Regions from separate parts of the Mus musculus genome. Here region 1 is linked to region 2. The links are chromatin loops, found by intact Hi-C in ENCODE. Cell type or tissue: left cerebral cortex. All regions are shown on one strand. Links, peaks and the distances in the headings refer to the core of each region. The heading gives the core; the rest is flanking DNA. Region 1 overlaps Bnc2 (basonuclin 2). Region 2 has its middle 8.4 kb from the start of Gm33410.

Region 1 (15,826 bases), core at 4,022-12,021, 590 kb after region 2:
GGGACACATGAGAATTAAATAGTACTGGTGATGCTATACTTCAAGATGATTCAATTGAGAGGCCCTTGGTCCTGTGCAGATCATGTGCCCCAGTACAGGGGAACGCCAGGGCAAGGAAGCGGGAGTGGGTAGGTTGCAGAGGAGGGAGGGTGGAGAGTATGGGGACTTACAGGATAGCATTTGAAATGTAAATGAAGAAAATATCTAATAAAAAAAAGAAAAAAGAAAAAGATCCAATTCATGGCATATAATTATATACTTATGATAACTAAATGGATATATAATCTAGGTGAAGGACATTTAGGAAGTCCTATACCATTTTCAACCTCCATATGGGCGTGAAAAATTAAAGTTAATTTTGTTAAGACACAATAATGTGGACATATAACATTAAAGTTTGTGAATTATACACTTTAAAAACAGATAAAACAATGCCCTCAAGACTCTACCTTTCTCAGTAGTACAATTAATATTCAAATTCAGATCTTTGTTAGCTCCAAAGATATCATTCCCTTTATTGTAAAGCCAAAGGTAACAGTACAGAGATATCAGTTAAAATCACTATAAATCTCTTCACTAATATACACATTTACATTCCCTTTCAGAAATAAACTCTATTAAATAAATATTTTAATAAAGATTTACTTGCTTATTATATATACATACACACATATATATATATATATGAGTGAATGCTCTGTCTTCATGCACACCAGAAGAGGCAATCAGATCACATTATAGATGGTTGTGAGCCCCCATGTGGTTACTGGGAATTGAACTCAAGACCTCTAGAAAAGAAGCCAGTGCTCTTAACCACTGAGCCATCTCTTCAGCCCAACCAAATATGTTTTAATTGGAAATTCTAAAGTCTATGTTCTATCCATCAATCTTTAACAACTGTTTTTATGTATGCAAACAAGATGACATTATTTTTAAAACTTGTAATGTATAAGAACATCCAAATGTAAGCAGTGAAGGAAAATTTATTCATATAGAAATGTCTGTTATTTCTTTAATTGTAAAATAAAAATATGTTCAAATAAAAAAAAATTCTGTGCTACATTAAGTTCAGGACAAAAAAAAAGCAAAAACAAAAACAAAAAACCCAACAAACAAACAAAACAAAACAAATTAAAAACAACCCACACCTTTAATCCCAGCACTCGAGAGGCAGAGGCAGGTGGATTTCTAAGTTCGAGGCCAGCCTGGTCTACAGAGTGAGTTCCAAGACAGCCAGGGCTACACAGAGAAACCCTGTCTCAATAATCTAAAAAATAAATAAATAAATATATAAATAAATAAATGTATGTATGTATGTTCAGGACCTAAGACAACTGTGTGTATAAGCCAGTGATTCACAATCTGTGTGGCATAACCCCAAAGAAACCAGAAAAAAAAAACCAGAAATATTTACATTACAATTTATAACAGTAGCAAAATTACAGTTATGAAGTAGCAAGGAAAATTCTTTTATGGTTGGGGTCACCACAACATGAGAAAATGTACTAAAGGGCCACAGCATTAGAAAGGCTGAGAATCACTGGTGTAAGGGGAGATCCTAAACACTGTATCAGTTAGTTATTTCTGAATGAAGATTTAAAAACAAATGGCAGAAACAAGCAAACAAAATAAATGGGTTTGTTCTCCCCAGTCACAACGGCGGAGCTGATGGCACCAAGAAACAACAGTGAACATGTGAAAATACTACAGTGGTGGTGGTAGGGTGGTAGTTTTTATCAAGAAGTTATTTCACTACTTAAAAAAACCATATATTTATAGGTTAGCAATTTCTCACAATATTTTAAAATTAAAGCATGAGTTTCAGTGCACTTAATAACATGCTAATTTACCAAGCATTGACATATAATATGATTGGCATTTACATAAGTCAGTATATCTGGGTTTGATTTGTTGGCTTATGACTAAATATTTTTAGTGTGCCAAGTATATAAAGTATCCATATGCCTTTACAAATCAGATTTACTCAAGAATGTTAGGAAGTGGAATTCAGAGTTCCACTCATGAAGAAGCTTAAAGAAACAGAAACATGTCTTTCTAAGGGAAGGACTTTGTTAGGTAGAATTCTGAGGGAACCTCCCATCTACATTAACCAGTTACGTTTTTATTTTATTTAATCAGTTAGCTGTCCAGTGACGCCTATGAGTGGGTCTTACCGAATTCACCATGGCACAAAGTCTTCTGGGCTCTGTACAAGTCTGTGTCATTAGTCTAACCAGCAGCAGGTCTCCCTAACTCAGTCATCTGTGACAAACAAAACGTCTAGTAAGACTGCCAACTCCCTGCGGAGGACAAGGCGTCCCCAGTTCAGCACCCTACAAGCCTCAGCGTTCCCAGCCCCTGGGAGTTCAGTCCACTGACAAGGCTGCTCCTGTGATTAGCCACGCTGACATCTAGCTTTCCACAGAGCTGCTGGGGACTCACAGTTTGAGACTTAGCTTCTTCTCATGTGGTCTACCAGCTGTGAATTCTAATGTTCTCACCTAACTTAGTATTAAACATATATGCATTAATTTGATCGATACTACAGAAAAAAGTGGCTAACAGAAATGGATTGGAAAAGCATAAAGACCCTTTCCATTATTTTAATTTGGCCATCTACCTTTTTCTAATGTATAAACTACTATAGATTATTAAGTAGAAATCCTTGGGAGTTCAACTTTCAAAACAAAAATTATTTAGGAATACAAATTTCACACTGCAGGACATACCATGTAAGTCCAATGCCTCTGTACTACTGCTGGCCTCAAGACCAAAACAAGGCTAACCTTTTAAAGGTGGCATGAAATTTAGAGACAGTTATATCTGAGACAATAATTTAAGAACTTTACTTAGGGGTTTGGGGAAGAGCTTAGATGGTAAAGCACTTGTCTTGAAAGTTTGAAGACCTAAAACTGGCAGGTTTCATATCACATGCTGGTATCCCTAGTGTTGGAGAGACAGAGACAAGAGAATCTCTGGACCTTATTGGCCAGCCAGCCTAGCCTAACTGTTGTCTTCTGGCCTCTACATATGTACACATACACATGCACACACACACCTATTTGTGCACATGTACACACCCATACAGCTATTTTATTTTTAACTACAGCAAAAGAATGATAGCAAATAAAGATCTTAAGACAAAACAGCGTTAGATTTTAAGTAATTATCAGTAAGATAACTGCAAAATCCCTTTCTGTATGCAAAGCCCCAATGGCCTATTTATTAACAGTAAAAAGTCTTTGAATCTTTCTCTTTAAAAATCTTTAATTGTCTCGGATTCTGTGGTGTATTCCTTCCCAAGTGCTGACTGGAATCTCTTAAGTCCCCAGAGTACAGTCACCAGGCAGCACGGCACAATGCTAACCACCACAAACCATCACTAGCATTAACTGCTCCCAGCCTTAAGACTTTAATTTCTACGAGACTGCAGTTCAGAGACTTAGAACTGGTAAAGTTCTCTTTCAGCAGGCATGGACAAGGATCACATATTTTCATACATGCTTGTGCGCATAACAAACATTTACTGCTCTCGTCACAAGCATGTCCAAGACAAGAGTTTCTAAATTAGTCTGTGAAAACTCTCCTCGGAGCATTTTCATAGAATATGTGTCAAATCATTGTCGACCACGAAGATTAAGTGACCAGCACGCCATCCAGTCTCTCCTACAGGTGATCTTTGAAAAACTTCAAGGGAAAATAAATTCTGAAAAACTTCACTCTCACACTGAGCTGTCAGTTTCCAATTCAGAGATGAAACACCAAAGTCAGCTGACACAGTGTATAATTATCAGCAAAGGCAGATGCGTGTCAGCCCAACTACAATTTTTTTTTCACTGCTAAAGCTTTTTCCTCAGACTCAGAAAGACTTATGGTATATATTCACTTATGTGTGGGTAATAGCTGTTAAGTCAATGATAACCAGGCTACAATGCTACAATCTGTAGAACCACAGAGGCTCAGTGCCTTCGTCAGCCATCATCAGAGACACTTCCTCCTGCAGCAGATGGGAACAGACATTACACAGAGAGTGAGAGACACTGGAACCCTCAACCCTAAACTCGAGGTCTCCATCAAATCCTCCATCAATCCTAAATGGGATGTCCTCCTCTCTGGGCTCAGGGAACTGTGGGGGAAGAAGATGCTAACGAGTGTATGAGCCGGAGGGGTTGGAGGACACCAAGGAGACAGCATCCTGTAAATCAGCTGAGCCACGCTCCTAGAGACTGAGCAGCATGCGCTTAGGGCTTCCTGGGGTCTGCAGCAGGTCCTCTGCGAGCATGCTGTGGGTTCTATGTTAGCGATTTACATCAGGGATTCCCGAGGGCACGGACAAGCGCCTGGTTCTTCAGCCATCTCCTGGACCTTCTCCGTCTGTTGTTTTGTCATAGCCAACTCGGATAGAATGATTTATCTTAATGCACACCTCTTAGAGTTCTTTTTTTTCTCTAAGGAGACTGAAAAGAAATGGATCCAGACCGGAAAGGATGTGGGAAGGAACTTAGAGGAGCAGAGGGAGGGGAAACAACGATTAGGATATATTATGCAAGAAGAGAATCTATTCTCAATAAAAAGGGGGAAAAAAAACCTTCCCCCTGAACGTACACTATTTCTGCAAAGCATAGAGTATATGGTATGTTTTAAACAGTGCACACTGTGCACAGCTAAGCTGCTATGTGGTAAAAACGTAATTTCTATAGCAGGCCCTCCAGATAAAGCTAAAAGTTAAAACGCATGCTGTGGGAGGTCGCCATCCAATTACTAGAAGTAAGCATGGGAGAGATATAATTAGTTACGACACTAGGACAGGCGTGCATGTTTCAACACACACACACTTCAGAAAAACGCTTTGGCACTGTATGACAGAGGACTTAAACCAAAGACTCAAAGAAAGGTTATGGAGTGTGTATATACTTTTTATTATTATTACCTAAAACTTGCCACACCAAATTATTTCTTTTAAGTTATAAGCATATTTGATTTGTATAAACATCTCTTTAAAGACTTCTCAGGAGAAATGAAAAAAAAAAAAAAAGAGCCCTACTCCCCTCTTTCTCTAAGCCTTCCACATTAAAGAAGTTTACGTAATAAAATTCATCTGATAGAAAAAGAACAGGACTGGTGGGACTGTTCAACGGACAGGGGCGCCTGCCACCAAGGTTGACAACCTGAGTTTGAGGCCTCAGACCCACATGGTTGAAGGAAAAAAGTCGACTCCCATGTATACGCACGTGCACGAACATGCACTTGCACGAGAGTGCACACACTAAATTTAAACTGAGGGAAAATATGTATCTTCCAAAGAAGTTGCACAATAACCAAATGCATTTAGAAATCCTGATAAAATCCTGAAATCTAATTACAGGCTTCTCAATCATCAATAAGTTAAACTCTTGAAAAATAAAACACACGGGACAATGTTGACAAAGTGTGTCTGAGAGATGTAAAGATATCTGCCCCTCAAACCAAAAGAACTGTGCAATCAATCAATCAATAAATCAATAAATATAAATGGAACATGATTCTATAAAAAAATTTAGTAGTAAATCATGACCAGTTAGATTTTATCCAGTAATAAAATTGTAACATTAAAAAGATGTTAAAAGGCAGACTGTAGAGGCACACATCTGCAGCCTTGTGCTGCTGAGGTAGCTGCAAGCTACCCACAGGTGGCTGGCCAGGCAGGCTAGCTAAGGGGTGAGCTCCAGGGTTAGTAAGAGACCTTGTCTCAACAACTAAAGCCCCAGATGACACCATCAACACGGACCCGTAGCCTCCACACTTGAGCACACAGGCATATGCATCAACATTCTCAGATCACCCACCACTCATAAATGATGCCTCCTTCCTGAGAATTTTAACAAATATGTTTGTTTAGTTGATAACATTAATACTAAATACATAAATTCTAAGCAAAAAGTTCCAAAATGAGGAGGTGAATGAACACACACACACACACACGACAGAAAGCAGATTTCAAATCTGACAGCTTCAGACTTCCTGAAACCCTACTGTACTCAACCTGCAAATGAAATCCCATAGATGATGTCAGCTGCAGTGAAGAGGAGGTAACGCGGAATGGATGCTAGACACATAAAGCTTGTAATTAAGTGCATTCTCGAGTATAATAACCCATCCTGGACCAAGATAAAACATTCAGAACTTATTCAATGTAAAGCAGCTAGACCCTATACTCCCACAGGAATACAGCACATGACAATGAATTATGAACTAAATCCCATCTTGTAGGCCAAATGGTCCATGAAGTCAGCACACATGGTCCCTCCAAAGACACTGTTAATTATGCCCTCAGGTTTTGGTCCAGCAGAGCCTGCCATCTTAAAATAAGGCCTGCAGAGATTCCTCTCTTCCATCACAGAACTATGTAAGAAGCCTATTATGTAAGCTTTACAAAAGACTGAGATTGGGCTAAAAGAAGATATGTAGTAGATTACAGATAACAAGAAAAAAACAGTACTAATGTGTACTTCCAACACGAGTGCCTCAGAATTTTTATAGATCCACAAGTTCCAACTTTTCAGATAGAGCTGGAGAGAAAGAAATGATTGAGCTATCACACCACCCCCACCCTAAAAATCTACTCATTTTCTGGGAAGAATGTGACTCCAAAAAAGTGTGAATTCTGAAAGTTGTTTTTCTATTGTCTATAAAATGATTCTAAGATCTGCAGATTCCACACAAAATTAGTATTTTCTACTATTAAGAGAGGTGGTAGGATGAAGCAGAAGAAAGTTTAACAGCATCGTTTAGCCAAAATCACCCTAACTAATAAAAATGCGTTTCCTTTTGAGGCAATGTCTCACACTGGTCCAATCTGTCCCAGAACTCACTCTGGAGTCCAGAGTAACTTCAAAATACTGGTAATCCTTGTGCCTCAGTCCCAGAACGCTCAAATTACAAAAACAAATCACCACATCCATCAATAATTCTTTCCTTAATTGATACCCAAGAAGTCATAAAAAGAAACGGTTTATGTTCTTTCAAACACAATTTACAGGAGCTAAAAAGAACCAAATATACATGGACTTAGGTCCTCAGTGTCCTCGTAATCACTGGATACGGCAGTGCACATCTATAATCCAAAGGCTGAGAGGTGGAGGCACAGCTGGCCTGGTGTTTGCTGGCTAGCCTTCATAGCCAACTGGTGAGCTCCAAGTTCAGCAAAAGACCCCATCTCCAAAGAGAAGCAACAAAGGAACACTGGATGCTACCCTCTGGCCTCCACATGCACAGAACAGGCATGGGTACCTACATGCATGCACATGTACACACACACACACTCACAGTCCACACGTATCAAAGTACAAACAATAGAAACTGTGTAATAACTGTCCTCCATTTTGATATGAGTGGAGTATCAGTATAAAAATCAGCCTCAGAAATATTTGAACAAATTTGTGCTTCCACAGCTTTTACCATTCTAATGTCACGAGTATTTGTTTATGCACACACATAGATTTGCTCTACCAAGAGAAAATATACAATGTAGGTTTATACGTCAGCTTTTACTTTGAGCCTAAAAGCTCTTTATAAAACTGTTTAATGTCACAGAGTACCCTGCCATCTCACATTCCGCTTAAAATTTCTCTTAGCTATATGTGGTCACACTCGCCCACAATGGCAACTCTTGGGAAAGTGAATCAGGACTGAGCTGGAAAGCAGCCTCAAATACTCAGCCAGACCTTGTCCCTGTATTCTCTCCAGAAGCTTCCATAGGTGATGGAGAATAGCATTCTTACTCTGAATTGATAAAATCGACCCTAAAGTAGAACTTTCAGCGGTCTGGCACATGGAGTTGGTTATGTAAGTCTATAAAATAACAAGCTGGTCAATAGAAAGATGCTCCAAGCATACATGTATGTATACATTATTCTTTATCTGTATAAAAAAAAAAAAAAAAACCTCACATCAATTCTTACACAGCTGTGTTTTCTTTCTTTTTTTGTAAATAGATTTAAAGATCTAAAATTTGTAGGGGAAAGAAACTATCATCAATGCTGTCATTACAGGACACTTCCAACATTATACTTGCTCAAATGTGTGACTCACCATTTATGACTATTTTTAGAGTCAACTTATTAATTCAAAAACTTAATTTTGTTTTTTTGATCAAAAATGGAATTATATTACTTGATCACCAACCAGATTCATCATGTTATACAATGATTCAGAAAGCCCAACCTTAGGTAATAGAAATCTTGATAGAATTACAAGAGTTATACATGGGGTGTCTAAAACCAATTTTGAATGAAGAGCTCTAAGGCAGGCATTTATAGCTATGGCACCATTATTTCATGATCTTCCATGATAACTAATTTATCAAGAATAGTGAATATTTCTGTTTTTTGTACTTTTTTATTTTTCCCTAGAATATTTAGTAATACATTAATTACTTTAATAATTCATTCAGGTTTGTGGATCTTACCAAATACCACATTAAAGTGCTTCAAAGGTTACGTTGTTTTTTTTTTTTTTCTTTTTGAGACAGAATCTCATGTGCACAGACTAGTCTTGAACCCATGATGACCTTGAACTCCTGATCCTCCTCCCTCTACCTCCTGAATACTACAATTATATTGTTTTGGTTGTGATGTGGGGAGGGGCATCAAACCCAGGGCTTTGCACATGTTAGGTAAGCTCTCTACCATTGAGCTACTCAAGGCTGTATTATACAATTTTATCTCACTTAAGAGGTTAAAGTCAGTGTAGTACTTCCAGTATTACAAAAATCATCTATTTTCCTATATCTTCAAAATTATAACTGTAATTGCAGAGTGTTAGTAGAGTCACAACATTAAACTGTATATGTATTATATCCCAATAAAGTTGTTTCTAGAAATGTCAATCATAGAAACAACAACAACAACAAAAACCTAGGTCTAAGCTATTCAAAATGATGGAAAAATTAATGAAGAAGATGGAAAGATCTCTCATGTTAATGGACTGGCAGGATTAATATAGTAAAAATGGCCATCTTGCTAAAAGCAATCTACAGATTCAATGCAATCCCCATCAAAATTCCAACTCAATTCTTTGCAGAGTTAGAAAGTACAATTCTCAAACTCATTTGGAATAACAAAAAACCCAGGGTAGAGAAAACTATTCTCAACAATAAAAGAACTTCTGGGGGAATCACCATCCCTGACCTCAAGCTGTATTACAGAGCAATAGTGATTAAAAAAACAAACAAAAAACTGTATGGTATTGGTGCTGGGACAGTCAGGAAGAGCAATGGCATAGAATTGAAGACTCAGAAATGAACCCACACACCTATGGTCACTTGATCTTTGACAAAGGAGCTAAAATCATCCAGTGGAAAAATATACAGCATTTTAAATAAATGGTGCTGGTTCAACTGGAGTCAGCATGTAGACAAAAGCAAATCGACCCATTCTTATCTCCTTGTACAAATCTCAAATCCAAGTGGATCATGTACCTCCACATAAAACCAGATACACTTAAACTTATAGCGGAACAAGTGGGAGAAAGCCTCGAACACATGGGCACAGGGGAAAAGTTCCTGGACAGAACACCAATGGCTTGTACTCTAAGATCAAGAATCGACAAATGGGACCTCATAAAACTGCAAAGCTTCTGTAAGACAAAGGAAAGGACACTGTCAATAGAACAAAAGGGCAACCAACAGATTGAGAAAAGATCTTTACCAACCCTACTTCGACAGAAGGCTAATATCCAAAATATACAAAGAACTCAAGGAGTTAAGACTCCAGAGAATCAAATAACCCTATTAAAAATGGGGTACAGAGCTAAACAAAGAATTCTCAACTAAGGAATACCGAATGGCTGAAAAGCACCTAAAGAAATGTTCAACATCCTTAGTCATCAGGGAAATGCAAATCAAAACAACCCTGAGATTCCACCTCACACCAATCAGAATAGCTAAGATCAAAAACTCAGGGGACAGCAGATGCTGGCGAGGATGTGGAGAAAGAGGAACACTCCATTGCTGGTGGCATTTCAAGCTGGTACAACCACTCTGGAAATCAGTTTGGCAATTCCTTAGAAAATTGGACATAGTACTAACTGAGGACCCAGCTATTCCACTCCTGGGCATATACCCAGAAGATACTTCACTATGTAATAAGGACACATGCTCTACTATGTTCATAGCAGCCTTATAATAGCCAGAAGCTGGAAAAACCCAGATGTCCCTCAGTAGAGGAATGGATACAGAAAATGTGGTACATTTATACAACGGAGTACTGCTTTGCTATTAAAAATGATGAATTCATGAAGTTCTTAGGCAAATGGATCAAACTAGAAAATATCATCCCGAGTGAGGTAACCCAACAAAAGGACATGCATTGAATGCACTCACTGATAAGTTGATATTAGCCCAAAAGCTCGGAACACCCAAGATACAATTTACAGACCATATGAAGCCCAAGAAGAAGGAAGACCAAAGTGTGGGTGCTTCATGATGGAATTTTTAAATGTCACAGCCAACAAACACAGGACTCAGGCATTGCCCATGATGTGTCCTAGGGCAGGATGGTGGCAGCAAAAGCTGTGAGTGACAGGAGGGTGGGTCTACCTGATGAAACCTGTCCAGCAAAATTCCGAGGACAGAAGAGGAAGATGGGAGCAGGGGGTGTCCTGAGCAATAGGTGCTGGAAATGATCATGGGGTTGGGGTTGGGTCTGGTTAAGGATAGATCGATCAACTGATTCTAAGGCCTACAGCATTTAAACATGGGGCTCTCTGGGCAGGCTAGGTCTCAAGCTCTTCAACAAACCTTTCTACCTCTATGTCCATCATTGTTCCACACCTCTGTCGTGTCTTCATTCTCCCTTCCACCCCTCCCCACTTAATCCTCTATTTAGACCACAAATCTCCAAATGTAAAATTTTAAATGTGAGAAACTGAGAATGAGTGCTCTTAAAATTGCACACCACTGAAAACTGAGACTAAAGTTGAGACTGTACATAGGAAAGCAGTGAGAACTGGTGGCCCCACCAACTTCTGTCCTACTGTCACGTGGATGTTGAGTGTCTTACTATCTTGATACCTTCTTGTCTCATAACACTCATAACAAGTCTGTCTCCATAAAGTGTTCATGAAGGAACAAAGCGCTGAAAACTCAAAATAAGTATCGCTAAAAAGTCCGTGCTGGTATCAAATGATAAAGAATGTGGCTTTCACTCTCTGATCTCTTGTTCATCATAAACAGTGCCATTGGAAGTCAGATATCACACAGTATATAATACTATTAAGAATCTTTATTAAGTATCTAATATTGGCCCAAACTTAAGAGAAAAGAGAAGCAGAAAACAAGAGAGGAACACAGCTCACACCAATACCAAAAGCAATTCACTCTTCCTATTAGGTCAGTGTCACATCATGGTTTTGAGATAGATGGCCTTCTCCAGTATTTTGTAACTAGACCCAAGCCCTTTCTTTAAAGGATGTAGCTGCTTCTTCCCTCAGCCTGCAGTCTTCGCCTCTGGCCCATCTCCATGGTCACCTACCCCACACTAACACCATGCTACACATAAGGACGCAGCATGCAACATTCCCCAAGAAATTTAAATGAGTAAAGTGAGCACTGCTATTCTCATCAAACTCCTCAAAAAAACGGAACGGATGCAGCCACTTCTGTAAGGAGCTTCCTGGACACCTGCTTGGGAATATTAATATGTATATAAAGATAAGGGAGATGTTAAGCTACGCAGAAATGGGAAGCAGAAAAAAAGCAAGGGGTCAAGGCTGCTGGGATTCTTTACCTAGGTGCTCAGCCTATGAGAGGGGCCAGAGTCACCCTAGAATCAACACAATCAAATCTCTCCCTATCTGACAGGAAGCACTCAAGACTCCCATGCCCATCCGTAATGTTCTCTGATCAAATTCCAAAGCAACAAACGGAGAATCAGGCTGCAAAGGACATGCAAGTCCATCTACAGGAACACAGAGATGTTTGCCCACATAGGATAGACTGTTTTACACATGTTCCTCTGTGTGTGTGTGTGTGTGTGTGTGTGTGTGTGTGTGTGTGTGTGTGTTACACACACAGGTCTGTGTGATTATTTTCAGTCCTCACATTCACCTGTGTGTGTATATGTGTGTGTATTTTCGTGTACACACACACACACACACACACTCTACTCTTACCCCTCACATCCACAGGTATGGGTGCCCCTTACTCCCACACAAACATGCATAAAGTTGTGTGTGTGTGTGTGTGTGTGTGTGTGTGTGTGTGTGTGTGTGTGTACATGTGTGTGCTGTGTGTTACTCCTACCTCTCAGTCAGTGGGAAAAAAGAAAGATGAGCTACTAAAGGAAAGGTTGCTTTGAAAACAACATTGAAAAAAAATGTTTTTCTAGGTGTAGCATAGAAGACCAAAGGCTGTTTTTACACTTTGGTTATTCTTTAATTGTATTTACCCTGTACTGAATTTTGTGTTGCTTAATTTTAGGGTTATAGCTTCTACTTTACACATAAGACCTTGAACACCAAATTTTTTATATCATAAAAACTCCAAAGTTTGACAAATTTTACCTTCTAAAATAAAAAAATAAAAAATAAATAAATAAATAAATAAAGGAAATGCAGCCTGAAGTGGACCTGTTCATACTGCAGTAGACAACAAGGGTCAGGAAACCCAAGCCAGTCTGGGCTACATAGCAACTTTGTAGCCAGCCTGAGATACCAGCACCCCTCACCTGCACCCCACCCACCCGGACTCCACCCTACTCTGTCTCAAAACAAAACAAGACTAAAAATGCATAGTAAAAGTTAAGTTCTACTTTGCAAAACAAAGCAACTAGAACTCACACACCTGGACAGGAAGTAGAACTTAAACATAAAAACCTCACAAAGGGTAAGAGCTTTTCTTATTTTAATCAATCACAAAGTTTAAGAGCTTTTCTTATTTTAATCAATCAGTACACAACTGTCTAAGGCGGTGATTTTCAACCTTCCTAAAGCTGCCACCTTTTAATATAGCACCTCTTAATTGTGCTGACGCCCAACTATAAAATTATTATCATTCCTAATTTATAAAAATTTTTGCTACTGTACATTTTTATTTTTTTCATTCTTTCATACAATTATATCCCTAACTCAGTTTCCCTTCCCTCCTGTCCTCCAAGTCTTTCCCCCCAACCTCCCCTCACACCTAGATCGTTTCCTCCACTACAGACCGGATACTAACACACAAAAAGACTATGCACCTCCCTTCATTTTAGGCAGGTCAAGGAAACCCAGTAGGAGAAAAATGGGTCCCAAAAGCAGGCAAAAGTGTCAAAGCTAACTTCTCACAAGAATATCAACCTATACACCCATACATGCAGAGAGCCTAGGTCAGACCCATGAAGGCTCTCTGATTCCCACTTCAGTCTCCATGAGCCCCTGATGAGCCCTGGTTAGTTGACTCTGGTTTTTCTTGGGGGTGTTCGTGACCCCTCTGGCTCCTACGCTCCCCATCTTCCTCAGGGTTCCCTGAGTCCACTCTAACATTTGGCTGTGCAAATCTGCATCAGTTGCTGGTTAAAGACTTTCTGGTGATGGTTATGCTAGGCTCCAGGTTCTGGTCTACGAGTATCCTTAAAAATCATTTCTTTGACCATTCATGTTTATTTCCATCCTGGGACTCTAGACTATCCAGTCTCTGTTCCTGGTCCTCCAGGCAGTGTCAGGGGGGTGGGCTTCCTCTCATAGCATGGGCCTCAAGATGGAGAGTGATTGGTTGGCCATACCCACAAGTACTGTGCCACCTTGCAGGTAAGATAAATAATACATAGACATTTTGTGGCAGGTTGATGTCCCACTCCCTCCACTGAAAAGCTTTGCCTGGTTACAGAAGACAGCTGGTTCAGGCTCTGTGTCCCTAGGAGTCTTAGCCAGGGTCATCATTGTAGGTTCCTTGGAGTTTCTACTGCACTAGGTTTCTACCTCACCCTTGTAATGCCTCCCATTTCCAGCTCTCTCTCCTAGGACCCTCCATCCTCCCTCCACCAGACCCTTCATGTTCCAGTCCACTCTTCCTTGTTATGAGCTGTAATATACATACCTGATGTGTGGGTTTCTGATATGTGACCCCTGTGAAAGGGTTGTTTGACCCCCAAAGGGATCATGACACTCAGGCTGAGAACCACCAGTCTAAGGTCTCATGTCATGTAAAACCCCCAGCAAGCTATTCTACATAGAGCAAACAGACATCCAACTGACAGCTCTCATATCTGAGAGGAATAGAATGCTTGTCCCATGCCACTCTGGGTTTGGTACCAAGCATGAAAAAAAAAAAGATTTATAATACTGTCATATCAGTACTTTAGATATACAACTTCATAATACTACTAAAACATTTGGTGATCCACTCATTATTGATCTATGTCATGAATAAATATACTTATATTTGTCCACCCAGTCTCTATTTATTTCTCTTTCTCTTACCCAACTCCTAGGCACAAGTCATCTTCCCACATCAATCTTCAGGTAGCTGGGACCACAGGAACACTTCCCAGCTTCTCAAGGACACTCCTGCTACACATTTGTACACACTCATACAAACTGTCTGCCATTGTGATCACAGGTGCTACCGTGATCAATGACCAATAAACAGCTCTAAGTCTTTCCTATGATAATTTTCTTTTTGTTTGTTTCTCCAGACAGGGTTTCTCTATATAGTCTTGGCTGTCCTGGAACTCCCTCTATAGATCAGGCTTGCCTCAAACTTACAGAGATCTTCTGCCTCCCAAGCTCCAGCATTAAAACATCAGGAGACTCATTGCCCCAAGGGTTCATTGAAGCCACTAAGAGGACACCAGAAAAAAAGTGGCATTTACTGGCTACAATGATGTACTGAGGGTATGGGTTTGCTGTCCCTTCTTTAGAGTAAGGTACCAACCACCTAAGAAATAAGGATGCAGAACTCATCTCTTAAAGATATAAAGAATGTTTAAGAAGTGCACTCTCTGAGAAATGAATTTAACTCTTGCACTAGACACTATTGTAAGTAAACTGATGACGTTTAAACTTGGCTTGAGACCTGGCAGAACTGCTGAGATTAAAAGCAAATTCCATTGTTAATTTTATTTATATGCCCTGGAGTGAGACTGTTTTCAAAGAAATCTGATGTTTTATTCCAATCATTTTGAATGAGAGAAAACTTTTAACTTTCCTACTATATTTCTGGATGCAAACATGTGTTTTATCCCAATCATTTTGAGTGAGAGAAAACTTTTAACTTTCCTACTATATCTCTGGATGCAAACATAGCAGGTGCTGATAGAGTAAACCTCTCTAATCTGCTAATTACAGAATTAAAAGGATCAGAAGTCTTGGGACAGGGAGCTGAGGGGTCTTTCTTTGTATAATTTACCATTCTAGTTAGTGACATTCTTTATGTCCTCGAATATGATATCAGTCCATAATTACACATAACTTTCTTAATCCAATATGGACATGACAAGACATACCAAGAATAGAAATGTAACACTGCTTGTCCAATGAAAACAAATTATAAAATTTGATGTGGGTCAGTATAAAGTACTTATCTCTCACATGAGAGGCCTCAGTCCAATCCCCAGGAAAAGAAGAAAATATATATAAAATCAAAGGTCATGTATCTGATAGGTACAAAAATTTTTGTCATACCAATTTTAAAAATTATTTTAAATTCATTACAGAATATCCACAGGGAAGAAAGTTAATCCTCAAATTATGTCATGAGGTATCACTTTAAATTGGCTAATTACGGTTTTCATGTGCAAACACTTGTGAGGGGAAAAACCCCACATTCTCTCCGAATATGAACGTGACCACTTGGCCACCTAATTAATAG
Region 2 (15,826 bases), core at 3,722-11,721:
TCACAGTAAATCATTTTTGCTTCAAAAATTTTAGTTCAGAAACTTTAGGTAGGTGTGTTTAGGCATGTGTCTATTCTCTGATGAAGAGAAAAATCTCTTCCTAACTTGCTGGGCACTAAGCCCTGTCTCCTTCCAAATGCAAGGGTTTTCAAAGCCAGTGGATTTCTTCCCATTCCTTCAGACTGTACCTCTCTTTCTTCCTGTTGGCTTCCTGGATTTGTCTTCCATGGCATTTAAGTTTTACTCACCCTGTGCTGTCTTTATACATTCTCTCTATCTTCAGATGTGTTTTGCCCATCTCCTCTTCCATGCCATTATCTGAGAGCTCATCATGGTCCAGCCCACTATTCATTTTTCTATTTCTATTTCTTAGAACCCATATTTTAATCTCAGAAACATTTACATCCTTTGTTCCATTAAAATATTATTTTATATCGTTTAATTTTTTTCTTCGTTTTTTTTCTAGGATCTTATTTCCCTCCAAGAATATGTTGTCCCCAAGTCAATGCCTTGCTCATTTCCAAGCCGTAGCTACTCTAGATGGCAACCAGGAGGTGTGAGTAGCTAAGCACAATGAACAAGCCAACGAGGTGTCTGAGCCAGGAGTGAAGACACTCTTGGTTTTAGGTGGCCAGTCTTGCTCAAAGAGTCAAGAAAAAGGTGATCTCTGTCCTAGGATCCTACATAGCCAGGCAATGTAAGCCATCTCTTCACAATTGGCCTATAAAGTCAATATAAGGCCCCTTAGTTGGCCTTTCATTTGAACCACTTCTTAGGACTTTTATATATCTGTTGCTCACAGACTGCCTTCAGGCACCAGCAATAGGCCCCTCTCCCTCTCTATACAGAATCCTGAAAGCAAGACACTTTCATAAATAATTGGTTGGGAACTTTAGGAACTCTGGAGTCACTGTTTAGTGCTAAGACACTTCTATTGGCACGAGAAATGTTTTCTTTCTTCCGTAAAAAAAAAAGAGTGTGACAGTGTTTCTGACTTGAGAGTTGGGGGTGAGAGGGATTCAGAGGAGACAGGAAAAGTAACACTTCTTATCTCCATGTTTTCAAACTGAATGCAGATGATATATATTATTTTTCTCTAGATAATCCCATATGTTCATTCCCCATTAGCCAACTCCGGGAGATGAGTCATGACCGGTCTAAGCCAGGCATGGAAACTCTATTCTGCTCTGCCAGAACGTGCATTCCAGCCACTCTGTGACTGAGGGTCCTAACAAATCCTGGCCAAGAGGATGAAATATATATGTTTTGGAGGGGTTCTCTCTTGCTGTTCATTTTGGGAGGGGGGTGATTGTATGAGGGATGATGTCTGGAGCTACAGAAGTCGTTTTGTAATCATGAATCAAAGGAGAGCATCACGAGAGCCAACATATCTGAGAAGGTGGATCAGTGTCAGCCAGGAAGAATCAGGTTCCTGGTGATAGAGATGAGCCCCTAACATATGCTAAGTGATAACGCAAGCAGCAATGGCTTAATTCACAGTAGCTGAGCATTGCGCCCCTTGCTTCTGAAGCAATTTCCAACTCCTACTCAAATTTACAGAAAGGCAGAAGATAAACACTATTTTATTTCAAAATATATACAAATTATACAAATGCAAATACTTTAAACTTCATGATTTAAAACTAATTTTAAATCAGGGCACCGATGCAAATTCCTATTTGCCGGAATCGCTGTAGGGCCAAACGGGTGGACAATGACACTACTATTCCCCTGGGAATGGATAGAGAAAGAGTTCCAGAAAGGGGCTGGGAAGACAAACCAATCCTTCCCTGTAATAAGGATCAATAGTCAGGCAGATTATCGCGGCTTCTATAGCTGCTGTCAGGCTATCATTTTTCCACCAGTAACTGGAAAGGAACATGCTTGCTGACGAGCGTGAGGCTTGCTGCTGCCGAAGGTGCCATCCTGGGAAACCTCCAGGTTTTACCATTCAGATTCAGGGAGAATTGTAAATATATTTTTTCAACCGAATTAAAGTTAAATGAAGCTGTGATTAATAACAGCCGGAGGGCTGTGTTATTTATTATATTTTGAATTTACCTCTGAGGTATGCTGCTCCTTAAGTATTTTTTCTTCCTTCCAAGAGGAAAAATGAGTAAAATAATAACACACGCTGCCTGCCTGGTACTGACTGTGTGCCAAACTGTGCACTAAGCATGCCACAGGCCTTGTCTGGCTAAATCTTTCCAAAATCTCCAAGTGAGTTGACAAAATCAGCATTAGACAAACTAAGGCTGAGAGACTTTACATCCTTAGTTTTACTTAGACTTATCTTGGTTTGCGTGTGTGTGTGTGTGTGTGTGTGTGTGTGTGTGTGTCTGCCTTCATGTATGTGTACCACGTGTGTGCCTGGCGCCTGGAGGTCAGAAGGGACATTGGATTCCCTGGAACTGGAGTTACCAGTACACATATGGTAAGCTGCCAAGTGCATGCTGGGAATGGATGCTCTGCAGCAGCATCCAGTGCTCTTAACCACTAGGCTATCTCTCCAGCTCCAGAAATCAAAGAATGACAGGCTACCAAGGAATGCTAAGAGTGGGAGAAACAACCTTTCCTGGGAAAAATCAGACCAATTGGTGACCCAATATCAAATACTCAGCCCTGAAAACATAAGCATGCAAGTAACGTTACATAGACTGAGCAGGTTGGATTTGTACATGTAGGAACACACACAAACACACACATACACACCACATGAATGTAACAACAGCAAAGAAAGAGGTTCATGAATTTGAATGAAAGAAAGGAGGTATACATGGATGGGTTAAAGAAAAGAAAAGAATAGGGAAATTATGTAATTTTATCTTTTAAAAATTAAAGTTATATAAAAATGACATACCTACCAGGAGCCACACCCTTAAAGAAAACCGATTCTCACACTCCTTCTAGTAGCATGGATTGCCAATAGCTCCTCAGGTAAGGGTGGTTCTTGATGCTCATCTCCCAACGAAGCCCTGTGCTAGCTTCTAATAACGTAGCTTCATATCAGTCTGTCCATCAGATCTACAATTCAGCAAGATAGTCTGGGTCTCATGGGTGAGGTGCCTATTTCATAGTGGCATAGTTTGAACTTTAAATTAAATTTTCTACTATTTCCTATGACTTTGAAATGGATTTGGCAGAATTAAACTAATCGATTACCAACAGAATATGTTGTAATTTATTTCTCCATTATCAACCAATTCACTGTTTATTAATGGTCACATGTACACTTCAATTCTATTAGATTCTTTAATCAAGTTCAACACAATAATGAAGGTTAAGAGAGGGAAAAAAATCAAGGGTGTAGTAGGCCCATCACAGATAATTTGGACATAAGACATTACATGCAGTCTCTGTCTCCCCCCACATATTGACAAAATATAATTCCAATTTTCACACTGTCACAGTACAAATAGAAGTGTGACTTACGTCTCACAATTTGCATAGCTGATTTCCTTTGACCATTCCATCATCTGTCAGACACTTGTAAAATTGCTTTTCTATGTGACATCATTGATGTATGCTGAGGCTTCAAAGGGTTTCTGAAGTAAAGCACACTCTCATCACCTGTCACACAGTTCCAGCAGATGTAGTCAGACTCAGCAAATCCATGAATCAGGCCTCACGGGCTGGCACACCTGCAGCTACTGTCTTGGGAAAGTTCCTGTATTGTCCTGGGTTCTGGGTGCTCTGGTGGATTGGTCATGAATGTGGATGATATCCTAAGAGCTTAGTGTTGCCCAGCACAGAATCCTAGCTTGCTGAACTCTGCCCTGATAGAATAACATGGCTTAATAAAAAGCAAAATTTAGGATACTTTAAAGGTCTTTTCTTTAAATATGATAATAATGAAGGGAATTTAAAGGTCTCTGGCTTAAGGGCACCTGCTTCACCTTGTGTGGCTGCTAGCTTTATGTCAACTTGACACAGCTAAGGTCATCAGAGAGGAAGGAGTGTCAATTGACAAAATGCCTCTATAAGATTGGGCTGTGGGCAAGCCTGTTTTCTTAGTGATTAATATAGGAGGGTCCAGTCCATTGTGGACAGGGCCACTTCTGGGCTGGTAGTCCTGGGTTTTAAGAGAAAGCAGGCTGAGAAAGCAATGAGGAGCAAGCCAGGAAACAGCACAGCTCCGTGGCCCCAGCCTCCAGGTTCCTACCCTGTTTGAGTTCCTCTCCTGTCTTCCTTTGATGATGACGTGTGCTGTGGAAGTGTAAGCCACACAAACCCTTTCCTCTTCAAGTTGGTTTGGTCATGGTGTTGTTTCATCACAGGGACAGTAACCCTAACTAGGATGCCTTGGTTACATGTAAGCAGCATTGAGACTACCCAGTCTGTACATATTCTCCTTCTTGGAGAAGCCTGCCACTCTTGCTTGAAAGATAGCCTTACACAGTATTTTATAAAATATCATATGTTTGTTCCAGGCTGGCTAACTTGACCCAAGATGTTCACTGATCTAAGGAAGCCGTGGCACACAGTATGGCATGACCCCTGAGTCTATCTAGACCTCATTGAGCCAAGAAGGAAATGAGCTATCATTAAGAAGAACTGATGTGAGGAGATTCCAGACAAACAGGGCCAGACAAGAGCCCAAGGAAACAAATTCTGAGTTAGATGAAGAAGCAGAAGATACCAGAAGATAGGGGAAAGTGTGGTTTGGGGTGTGACTGGGGGCCCTTGGCAGAGAGTATGAATGAACAGAAGATATAGGGAAATAGGGGAGAGATGTGTCACTCGGACTGAGTGGAGCTTTCTGATGGAGAAGAAAAGAGAGGACGAGGAAAGGAGAGAGGAAGGGGGAACGCCAATAGTCTAACTACGCTGTTTCTCAGTTCCTGTGATGACTTTGTATACATATTTGCAAGAGATGCCCACTCCACACTCACAGAAACACATTGTTAATCTCTTCTCAGAAATCCAAAGGATTTCCATGACATGGGGAGGGGGAAAGAGGATCATCTCAGCCTGCTGTATCCTGGGAATGAGTACAAAGGCACACAGTCATTAAACGCACACGATCATTAGATGCACACCGCCATTAGATGTTTCTGACCTGCTCACTTAGGGTCCAGCGCTTCAGTACTTCATGATACACTCTTGCCCTAGAAACTGCCAGGGCCCAAACCTCGCCCCTCACAGGGCTGTAGGGCTTATAATCTTGCAAGGCTTTCTCTGCATATGACCTAGAAGTCTGGAAATTGAAGTCGTGAAATCTACTTGGTTTCACCTTGACTGTGTCCTAAAAATGATAACTACCAGTCATTAACCAGGAAGCAGGAAACATCCTAATGGAGAGATGGATGCAGAGAGTGGAGAGATCTGGGTCTTAGGCATGTGAGAAGAGACTCATAGTTGACTTGGGTAGGAATCCACAGAGTCTATGAACAGAGCCCCAGAGATGAGGCACTGTTTATGTCCAAAGGAAATATCCAGACACTTCAGCAGGGCTTGGGACACTGGGGGCTCACAGCTTTGACAGATGGAAAAGGACAAGTGGAACTATCTAAATCCCTCTCCCTCTCCCTCACCCTCTCTCTCTTTCTGACTCTCACAGAAAGGGTCAGAGAGACAGAGAGACAAAGAGAGAGAGAGAGACACAAAGAAACATATTGAAAGAGTTATGAGTAAGCTGTGTTTCTTAGAAGAAAACTGTGATTTAAAAAATAGCTTTACTTTCAACTTGTCTCAGCTTCCTGGCTCCTGAGAGTCTCAAGCCACATGTCAGTATTTCTGAGTTTTGCCTGACAAAGCAGACTCATGTAGATCAGGAAGAGAGGGGCAGATGGGAGAAAAATGAAGTGAGGACAAAAATCAAGAAACTGAAAGAAAGTTCATTCATGGAGTATCAGAAGAGGTGGCATCTTCCTACCTCCAGAGGAGGTCTTATAGTTAAGCCACACCCTCCACTTGTCTTTCTCAAGTCGACAAAAGCTAAGACCTGACCTCATCTTTGACCCATCTGAAGGACTGGCTTCCTCCCTTCAAATCCCTTTCCATTGCTGTCTAAAACTTCGTAAGTTAAAAGGTTTTTTCCCAAGTATACACCTGCAGTAATTCTTTTCTGATCTTTATAGACCCTTACAAATGACATTCTCTGTGGCAGTGAAGGTTTACTGAGCACATCTGAAACGGGCATCTGTGTGAGCTGTGGGCAAAACAAAGCAGAACAGAACCCTGACACATCTACAGCTGCACAGATCTATAGCCTGGGAAATTCTTCACCTATCATGTTGTTTCATCCCTAAAAGCAACATCAAAGCTACCATTCCCTTCATGAATGAAGAGAATCAAGGTTTTGAGACAGTCTATGAGTTTTCCAAAGTCTGAATTCAGAGCAGAGTCCAGATGTGAGCAGATCCCTGGGTTGAGCCGTCTCCTTTGCCCTATGCACTGGAGATAGTCACAAACAACTCTAGGTCAACTTAGTAGCCATAGGGAATACCAGACAATGCCCATTGCAACCATCCAGGAGACCGAGCCATCTCTGTGATGGAATTTCCTGGAGGGAGAAGGTAGCCCACCCTAATGAGAGATGACAGGAGCTATCCTGCCCCTCCAATACCAAGGCTTACAGGAAGTTGTCCACAGTCTGTTCTCTGCTCTGTTCTTTCTCTTGCTCTATTCACTGCTACTGTTTCATAGAAATCTGACCCACGATAGAATGCAGGATGTCCCTTAGGCAGGAACCGTGAAGCCCTAAAAGCAGGAGTCTTTGCCATTCCAAACTTCTGTTTCTTCAACCCTTAAAATGTCTGGACCCAGCAAACTCCACCTTGTTGCTTCCAGGAGTGCTTCAGTCAGCTGGTTTACCCAGAACTTCAAAGGCAATGGAGATGAAAATTCTACATCATGATCTGAAGGCAGATGCAAGGAGACTGTCATCATTAGCTCTGGACAGAGCCTGAGCTGAGGAAGTCTCAAAGCCCATCTCAGCAGTGACACACTTCGGTCCAACGAGGCCACACCTCTTAATAGTGCCATTGCCTGTGGCCAAGCATAATTAAACACACGAATCTATGGGAGCCAAACCTATTCAGACTACCACACAATCTAATACTGATTAAGAGTTTGACATTTTTTCTTTTTTAAAAAAGGAAGTAAAAATAAATAGGTTCAAATTGCTCTCTCAAATGAGAATAAAACTTTTCCTCTATTTGACTTTAAAAAATAATGTATACTAAATAAGATCTTTGAAATTGTGTAAGGGCTTTGCAGGTGAAGCCTGCTATCCAAGCTGATTTTCCAAAGGTCAAGTATCATATTAGTATAGCATCCAATAAACCGTTGCTACCGAGAGACGGGAAGAGACTCCTAAGACTCCAAGAGGAGGGACCGGGTCTCACTGTCTCTTCTTACCTCATGGGGCTATAGAAGAGGGTCTCAGGATTATTAGTGAGAACTGTGTATGTTTACTTGACAAAACTCTTCACGTGGTGGTTACCATATGCCGAATACCACTCTGAAGGAATCTGAACCATCTGCCCACTTTATGAGTGTAAGGGCTGTAAGGCAGGGACTTCTGCCATTATCGTTTGTTTGCAGACGGTGAGATGAAGGCACACTACTACCAAATGCGTTGAGGTGACTCAGAACCCATATCCTACTGGCCACTAAGCTCACCAGTCTTCTGTGGTGTGCATCTTAAGTTCTCTGAGAAGTTTTTTTTTTCCTCTCTTTAATCCCCTGTGATCTGGGTAAAGTCTTCAACAGACAGGTGTCTCCGAGAGCACGGGGACTCTGCTGTCTGGGAAGCGGCATCGGGCTGAGCCCCCAGTGTTGAACAGTGGGGTCCTAGATAATCTGGGGATTTTCCACTTCATGCTCCCCCACTCCCACCCTCATGCACCAGCTTTGTTTAAACAGAGGAAAAGACTTGAGGACAGGGCTAAGGAGCAAGCTGCCACCGCTCTGAGATTGTGTTAAGACATGCTGGAGTTTGAAAGTTTGTAACCATGTGGTTCTGGTTGTGTCCCTATGTGTGAAAAGTGTTCCTTTGTTTATTTATGCTTTCGTGGCCACTGTGTATATGTGTGTATTGCCATAGGCTTTCTAACATAAACAGAGGATGCTAGCGTAAACTTCCAGTGGGACCTGGTTTCTTCCTGCTGTGTACATTCAAACCCTCCAATCTAAGACTTTTAAATCAACAATTTTCCTTTTCAGAGAGGGTCATTATTTGTTTAGCAGTGCACAGGCTGGTCAGCACGCTGGGCGTTTCTATTCTCTTGACAAAACTGAAGCCCAGGCTGAGATCAGAGTTCTCTGCTATGTGGGTTCTCTAGGCCACAGGTGGCCAAGACGTCCCTTAGGCAGGACCTGAAGCCCTAAAAGCAGGAGTCTTTGTTGCTCCCAACTTCCATTTCCTCAACCCTTAAAATGTCTGGACCCAGCAAACTCCACCCTGTTATTTCCAGGAATGCTTCAGTCAGGCGTTTTACCCCCATCTTTAAAGGCAATGGAGCTTTGCTGCTGCTCCTGCAGCTGTAGCAGACAGCGCATGTGTCGTCAGCTTTTGTCTGTCTGCAGAGGCACCATTCAAGACGCCTCCCTGGAAGGTGATGTCTGAAGTGTTATTCTTAAGGAAGCAAAGCACCTAAGTATGGAAGAGTGTTGTGCAGAATGGGGCTTTCCCGGCTGTGGGGCTCCAAAGCTGGGAGGATAAACTCGCCCAGCAGAGGGCGCCACCGCGCCGGCGCTTACAGCTGTGCAAGCCAGGCAGGGGGATGCTCAAAACCACAGAAAAGGGGAAATTCCATACTTTCCCCCCACCTGCCTCGACCTCCCTCTTTCTCCTCCCTCATCTCCTCTCAGCCCCTTCCTTTCTCCCTCTGTTACCACCCTGTCTCAGTCTTTCTTCCTGACCATCTCTAACTCTTAACCCCTCCCTAACTTTAGCAGGGCACTCCTGGGAGCCTCAAGTCTAGTAACTGAGTGTTAATTATGTCTGAGTGGATTCTAGAGGAAAAGAAAACCATATACTGTATCAGCAGAGAAATGGTTTCACTATGAGGAAACTAATGATGCTTTTATCAGGAACAATATAAAGATTGCTTTTTTACTAGTGTGTGTCCCGTAGGGTTCAGGGCTATGAGATATTTCTGTATCTGGCTTGAGGTTCCTCTGAGCTTTTACATAATCAAATCAATATAGCCATGATTCACCCTCTGGCAACAACTGCTCGCTGCAAGTTTGCTGTTGCTCCTTTAGTGGCTAAAAGGAAAATAAATAAATATATAGAAAGGAACTTATTATGAATCGGTAGCCATTGATTTGTTCCGTCTTCTGACTTCCTTTTTAATTGCACCGCGTACACATGTTCTCACACACAGGCAGCATGATCCCGTAAGTTCACGGCCAGTCAGAAATAAGGTGGCCAGGAGTGCCTGAGGGCTTGCCACTGTCCATTTGGAAGAGACAGGTTGCTTGTTCGGAGAGAATAAAGCAGAGGTGGAGATGGGAGCCGGCCCCCTCACACTCTGTACATTGTTTGCATCTTCTTTCTCATCCCTGTGAATTCCCTACATTCCGGGCATGATTTTGGCTCTTGCCTCTCTCTCTCTTTCTCTCTCAGTTATCTTGTTTTTGTATCAGGAATTTCCCTCCCCTCCCCTGGCAGAAACCATCTGCTTAGGACCCAGATCTGTCCCCAGGGCTGTCAGCGAGGCCCCAATATTTTTCTCCCATCCTGAGGACAACTGGTCTGGACCCAAAGAGTGGATTGGGGGGGGGGGGGAAGCTTGGGAGAAAGAAGTAAGGGAGAGTCCATTCAGTGTAGGGAGCAAGCCACCTACGATGGCGGGCCAGTGTCTTCCCTTCTCTGTCCCGAGGAAGTCACAGGAAGGAGCTGCACAGAGCCTGAAGCCTTCACAACACACCCAGCTTGCTGTTTCCTTCACCACTTTCTCCCTTAAAGTAAATAAACACAGACGGCTTTCAAACTAACCCTCGTGAGAGAAGTCAGTGCCATACAACTGTGTCATCTGCTTTTCATAGGCAAACTGGGATGACCACAAAATACAGCTTTTCTAGTGCCTTGTGTGGCTTAGAATCAACAAAATCAACTGATGGAATAAGTGTGTTAGTCTGTCTAGGGAGAAACCGAGATGGAGCCTCCCGGGCAATCTGCTGGTCACCGGGGATGGTGAAGTGCTGTGTGTTTTATGCTCTGGTCCTTAAATCAGAGACCTTGCTCATAGGTGTGCTTCATTTATCCCATCCCCTATAAGAAGAAAAACATGAGAAATAATAGCAGACACAAAACAGGAAAGAAAACCCATTCATGCAATTAAGATACCCAGAGTCCCTGGGGAAATAGTATCACCAAAATGAACATGTTCCCTAATTATGAAGGAATCCTGTTACTGAACACAATTCCCTGACAATAACACTATATCCCTCTGAGAAACAGTGGAGGAGAAATTCTGGAAGGCTCTCTCTGGCTAGTGGGGGGTAGAAAAATCTACCCTCAAAGAACATCATTTGCAGTTTCTCAGCAATGTTTACAGGCATCAGGACAGACAGGGTCCAGCTGGGGTGCAAGGGGAAGGGAAGGGACTTTCAGACAGGCTTACAAGTGATGATACCAGCCCCAATCTTATCAACATGCAGAGATCTCCACTAGTGGCCATTTATTAAGCATCTACTATGCCCAAAAGCTGCTAGGTGCTGTGTCTGTATTATTACAGTACATTAACTTTGACCTTCAAGATTGCTCACGATATTCCATTAATATGCTTGTCTTTCTAGGGAAATTATGTGTACTTTCTCAAAGTTGAGATTGTCTCCAGTGGAGAAGCAATACTGAGTTAGAATCCTGTGAGTCTGCATCCCCCCCCCCCCCCCAGTGGATGGTGGCTAAAGGAGGTACACAACTGGTCAACATAGAGAATAGGAGACTGGGAAGTGTGTAGCCCTAAATGAGATATCCACATCACACCCTTTCCTCCCAAGGCTCAGGGCCCATTGAAGAAAGGGGATGGAAAGATTCTAAGAGCCAGAGGTGGTAGGTTACAACTATGTTGTGACATCATGCACGAGACCTGTGCAGAACTAAGTCATAATTAAGCCATAACCAGTATGGAGGTGGGAGGTGGTCATGAGGTCCCTCCCCTAGCCCACTGGCAAGAAGAAGGTATTTAAGTACGGGGGTCCTTGGTAAATCAACCACATTCCATCAGATGGCCCACACTTAAGAGTATTTGGGCAACACAAATTGGTTTCAGGATTTTTTGTTTGTTTTTGTTTTTTGTTTTTTCAAGACACAAAGTGAGGTGGGAAGATAGGGGAGAAAAAGGAATACATATAACCAAAGTGTATTCTGCAACATTTCAAAGAATTAATCATAATAATTAAAAAATGGTACTGCAAAGAAAGTCCTGATACTTCCATTTTATGGAATTCAAAGAGATTACACATCAGTTACCCGAGGACGGAAAGCCGGTGCAGAGTCTTCCAGGGGTCCAGCCAAGACCCTTCAATCTCCAAAGCTATGTTCTGCTGCCATGCCCACCACACAGCAAGTTTAGAAAACCTGCCAACATTACCTTGAGGGGTTCCTAGACCACCACACATTACATCATTACGTGTGCTTCCCTAGAACCAGTGTTCAGAATCATACAGTCGCTAAATTAAACCTACTACTTTATGGACACTGCTCTCACAAAAGGGCCCGATCTTAATGCAAACGAAAAAAAGTTGGTATAAGTCAATTACATAAAATAGATCGAGGTGGGGGAGATGACAGATGTGCTAAACATCACCAAGCATGCAGAGCACAAACTATGGTCTGCTGTGCTGCACGGAAGACCAAGACCGCAAGAGTGCTGTTAAGAGGTATCTAGAATCGGGAGCTGAGGACTCTGGTCCATGTATTAGTGATGCCTGCTGTGGCAAGCTGTGCAGAGTTAGAGGAGGGCAGGGGAATGGCAACTTGTGAAATCACTTTGTTCTTCTTGAGCAAGCCCAGTGTTCTCCTGCTCCTCCCCCAGAGGAAGAACGGCTACTCTAACGCTGAGTCAATGTCCATTAACTATTAACTCTTTCCAACAGCTCAAAGCATTTGCCCGTGGTACTCCATTAATGTGCTTGTCTTTCTAGGGAGATTGTGTGTACCTTCTCAAAGTTGAGATAGTTTCCCGTGGAGAAGCAGTACTGAGTTAGACTCCTGTGAGTCTGAGTGTGTCAGAGGCCATGTACTCTTTGATCCATGGTCTCCTCCTCTTCGCAGTGCGCTTGCTTGCAAGACCTAACTGAACGCACAGTGGAGAGCATCGATCACGTTGCTCACAGAGGTCAACGGTGGTGTCTGATGGTCCATTCAATCCCATGGTTCTCTTACCCCTTCAACAGATATTCCACAAAGCTTGGGAAGCAGAGGAACCGTCCACCAGTAAGGTTGTCACAACAACAACAACAACAACAACAACAACAACAGGCAATTCACTTCTCCGCACACATTTGGAAGGCTTAGCAGCTCCTCCGTAGCCTTTGTGGACATCATGGCCCTGACACACTTCCCTCCACCCCACCAACACGCAGACACACGGACTTTGACCACACACTCTCACACCAGAAGAATCAGAAAATACACGAAGAAAAAAAAAATCTAATAATACTTACTTGAGGTTTTTTAAACTCCTTGGGGGTAGATAGATACAAGGCAGTAAACCAGCATCAGGAAAGAAAAACAGGTTTTTTTGTTTTTTGGTTTTTTGGAAAAAAAAAAAGCTAATAAAAAAAATCCCATAGGAAGGAAATGGAAACCCCCCACCCCCAAAATGGAGCTAAATTGTGTGGTTGCTCTTAGCTGCTTTCCTGGAAGGAGGCAGAAGCTGAGAGCATTCGGCACTTAGACTGGAATTGTTTTCTAAACAGATTTTTCTTAGTGTGTATTTTTCACATATTTTAACCTTTCTCAAAACACCCTGGCCAAAAGCAGTAAAATTGCCGTGCTATTAAACTTAAATTAGGGGCTTGTGCAGACCGAGGGGCCCAGCTGGGTTTCCTCTGGCAATAGGGAGAAGGAGGGAGGGAACGCCACCACGCGGTAAGGCCCTCAGGTACTTGCCTGGTGCCCCGTGGGAAAGCCCGGCTGAACCTGGCCTCTGGCTAATAATGGACAGGCAGCAGGAGGGAATGCAGTGATAGGAAGTTTTTAAAAATAATGAATTAAAAATTATTTTTTTAAGTAAAAAAATATGCACATCAAGTGGGAAATTAATTACACCTGCATGTTTTCAAACCCAGGGGTTGAGTGGAACCAGTTTTATTCTGTGCTCTCAGTGTCAAAGGGTAGGGCTAGGTAGGGGCTGTTTGGTTCTGGCAGAGTACTGGGAGGGAGGGGGAGAGCCGTGTGGAGAGAGGCCCACACTTCACTCCGAACAGTAGACTTTTTAGTTTAAGCCTTGCTGGGAACAACAGACTTTTCACAAGTCATCACCAGCCAAAGAAAAGTCATTTGCTATCTCGTGCTTCTCCTTGGGCTTTGGGGACTCAATAAAAAGTGTTGCCTTTGTCTCTAGGAGCACAAAGTCTGGGTGCACGTGAGGCCTGGGAGACACATGAAGTCACCTCCTGTTATGACTACCCACACAGACAGACAAGGCCAGAGGGTACCCCAGGAAAGCTGTGCTGAGCGGAAAGTGCCTGAGTGGGTTTATTGATCTCATTGGAAAATAGGCATTTCAGCTTCTCTCCACGGAGTCGGCCTGGACGTGTCAGCAAGGCGTCCCTTTGGACCCATCGACCCGAGCTGAAAAATGTGCTGCGTTTCACCTCCACTGATTCTGCCGCTGCTGCCTGTGTTGTCTGATGGTCCATCCAGGAAGAAAGAGACGGGTGGTAGCAGCAGCCACATACCTTACTCTGCGAATGGCTCTGGCCTGTGTCGGCACTGGGAACCTGCACACCCTGGTCTGGTTAGGGAAGTGCCGAGGGCCATGAATCCTTGGCGCAGAGACAGCTGCAGTTGGGAAGGGTCTTTAGCTCCCAGTTATTTTGCAGCAATGGGCAGAACATTAAAACAGTCTGCTATAGCCACCCAGCCTTGCGGCTCAAATCTGAGCTTAGACTGTGAGGACATGACCAAAGGAAACAAACGTTTGACCAGACATCTGACAACATCTGTTTACTTTGCTTGTGTGAATGCAGCCTGCCTGGCCTGAGGTGTCTGCTTTTGGCTGAAACACAAGATGGAGGCCCCTTGTAAACACAGGCCATGCCAAGTACAGGCAAAGCCTACCTAGGTGACTCCCCTCTTTCCTATTGGAACTGCTCACTGTGATGGGTTTCTTCCTGTTCTCAGCAAATCTAAACTTGCAGCAGACGAGGAAAGAAGTGGACACAAATAAACCAGAGGTTTGGGTCCAATTTTTCCCCCGTTTCTTAGCTCAGGAAACCAAAGGGTCTCCAATACGAACACACCCCTTTCCCTGACCAGCAAAGGTGATACTTCCAGAAACGGTGACTAATGGACCTGTCTTGGAACAGCCTGGGAGCTAAACATATGGAGGGAAGAAAGCAGGGAGGGAGGGGAGGAAGGAAGAAAGAGAGGGATGAGGAGGTTGGAATGGATGGGGAGGGGAAAATGGAGCTGTTTGCACTGGGTCTTTATGAATGTCCAGGCTCTGGCCCAGAATTGGCTGCTGTCTGTTGGTGGCAAATGATGCCTGGGTTATTCTTAGCAAAGTGCTTAGGGAGTCTGAGCCTGAGGGGCCGTGGAATGGAAAAACAACAACAAACAAAACAAAGCTTGTTCTGCCTGCCTTCTGGAGAGATTCAAAGCTGGGTGAAAGAAGTAGATCAGATGGACCCAGAAAGATGGCTGCAAGGTGAACGCCCCAGCCCCCCTGCTTTCTGGCCCCCAAATCATGATTGTTTTATGCGGTTCTTTTCCCCTTGGCGAGGAAAATGGGATGTGGTGTCAATTACTGGGAAAAATATACAAAGTCCTAATGGCTAATCTATTCTTCTAAGTACAAGGAGGGCTACTACACCTAAGAGACTTGATCTAATTGTATAATAAAACTCCAGTCATTTCCAGCCAGCTCGGACATGCCAGGTCTGTCGGAGAACACACTGGCTGCTGTGGCTGCTGCCTCCCTAGGCAGGGAGTGGTGAGCTGACCCTGGCAATTGCTTGCTGGTAAAATCCAACAAGGGTCTGAAGAGAGTGGGGAATATGGCTGCAGGGAGCACTGAGGACCGCAAAGATGCTGTGCAGTAAATAGTACCTTCTTGTTTTATATGCCCCTGTGGTGGCTGTTGTTTCCTTGGCTAGAAACATCTATGTCAAGGCCCTAACCTTGGGAGGCACCCCCACGGAGCTGTTTCAGGGTGTCCCCTCCTTTCTTTCTCCTTGTCCTTGTGTGTAGACCAGATGGTCACTCGGAGAACTCATGCTATCAGGCAGTTTTGCCTCATCTGTTTTAACTTCGTTCTCCTAGCAATGCTCAGATGCAAATCCAATGGTCAGTTTGTAGATTAGACTTCAAGACAGTCACTTGTTTAAAGTTCCACGGCTAAGAAATGATGGCAGAGCACAAACCTGCATTTCTTCCTCCTTGCTGTCTGTTTCTGCACACCCAACGCCGTTGCTGACTAAGGCAGAAGGTACTCCTGAGCAGCAATGCCTGCGGTCAGGGCATGGAGGGGACCAAAGGGGTGGAAGGGCTGAGTGCGGATGCATGAGAAGCCGCTGCTGGTGGCAGTAGGCATCCTAAAATTAGTTCCCTCCTTTCAAGTCTGTCGGATTTGATCTAAAGACATGAAAGGACTTGAAAACCTCTTGCATGTAAATCCAATGACAGCCTCTAACACCATTG

What was found. A loop is a pair of places that touch in the nucleus more often than their neighbours do. Peaks named below come from ENCODE experiments on the same cell type or tissue, not always from the same donor. Only the 100,000 strongest peaks of a DNase experiment are listed, where the experiment ranks them.
Region 1: it touches region 2 in a loop (2.6-fold over the local background); 1 of 42 quality-filtered maps calls a loop at or near these places.

Annotation. Positions count from the first base shown.
Region 1 is chr4:84,649,681-84,665,506 of GRCm38, forward strand. All of the region lies in intron 1 of Bnc2 (basonuclin 2), which reads right to left. Among named protein-coding and RNA genes, the nearest start is that of Bnc2, 18 kb to the right of the region's middle. In left cerebral cortex, for the core only: no CTCF peak of the experiment used is centred there; a DNase peak (open chromatin) is centred at 7,627.
Region 2 is chr4:84,056,146-84,071,971 of GRCm38, forward strand. No RefSeq gene overlaps it. Among named protein-coding and RNA genes, the nearest start is that of Gm33410, 8.4 kb to the right of the region's middle. In left cerebral cortex, for the core only: a CTCF peak has its summit at 8,681 (motif pointing right); a DNase peak (open chromatin) is centred at 8,664.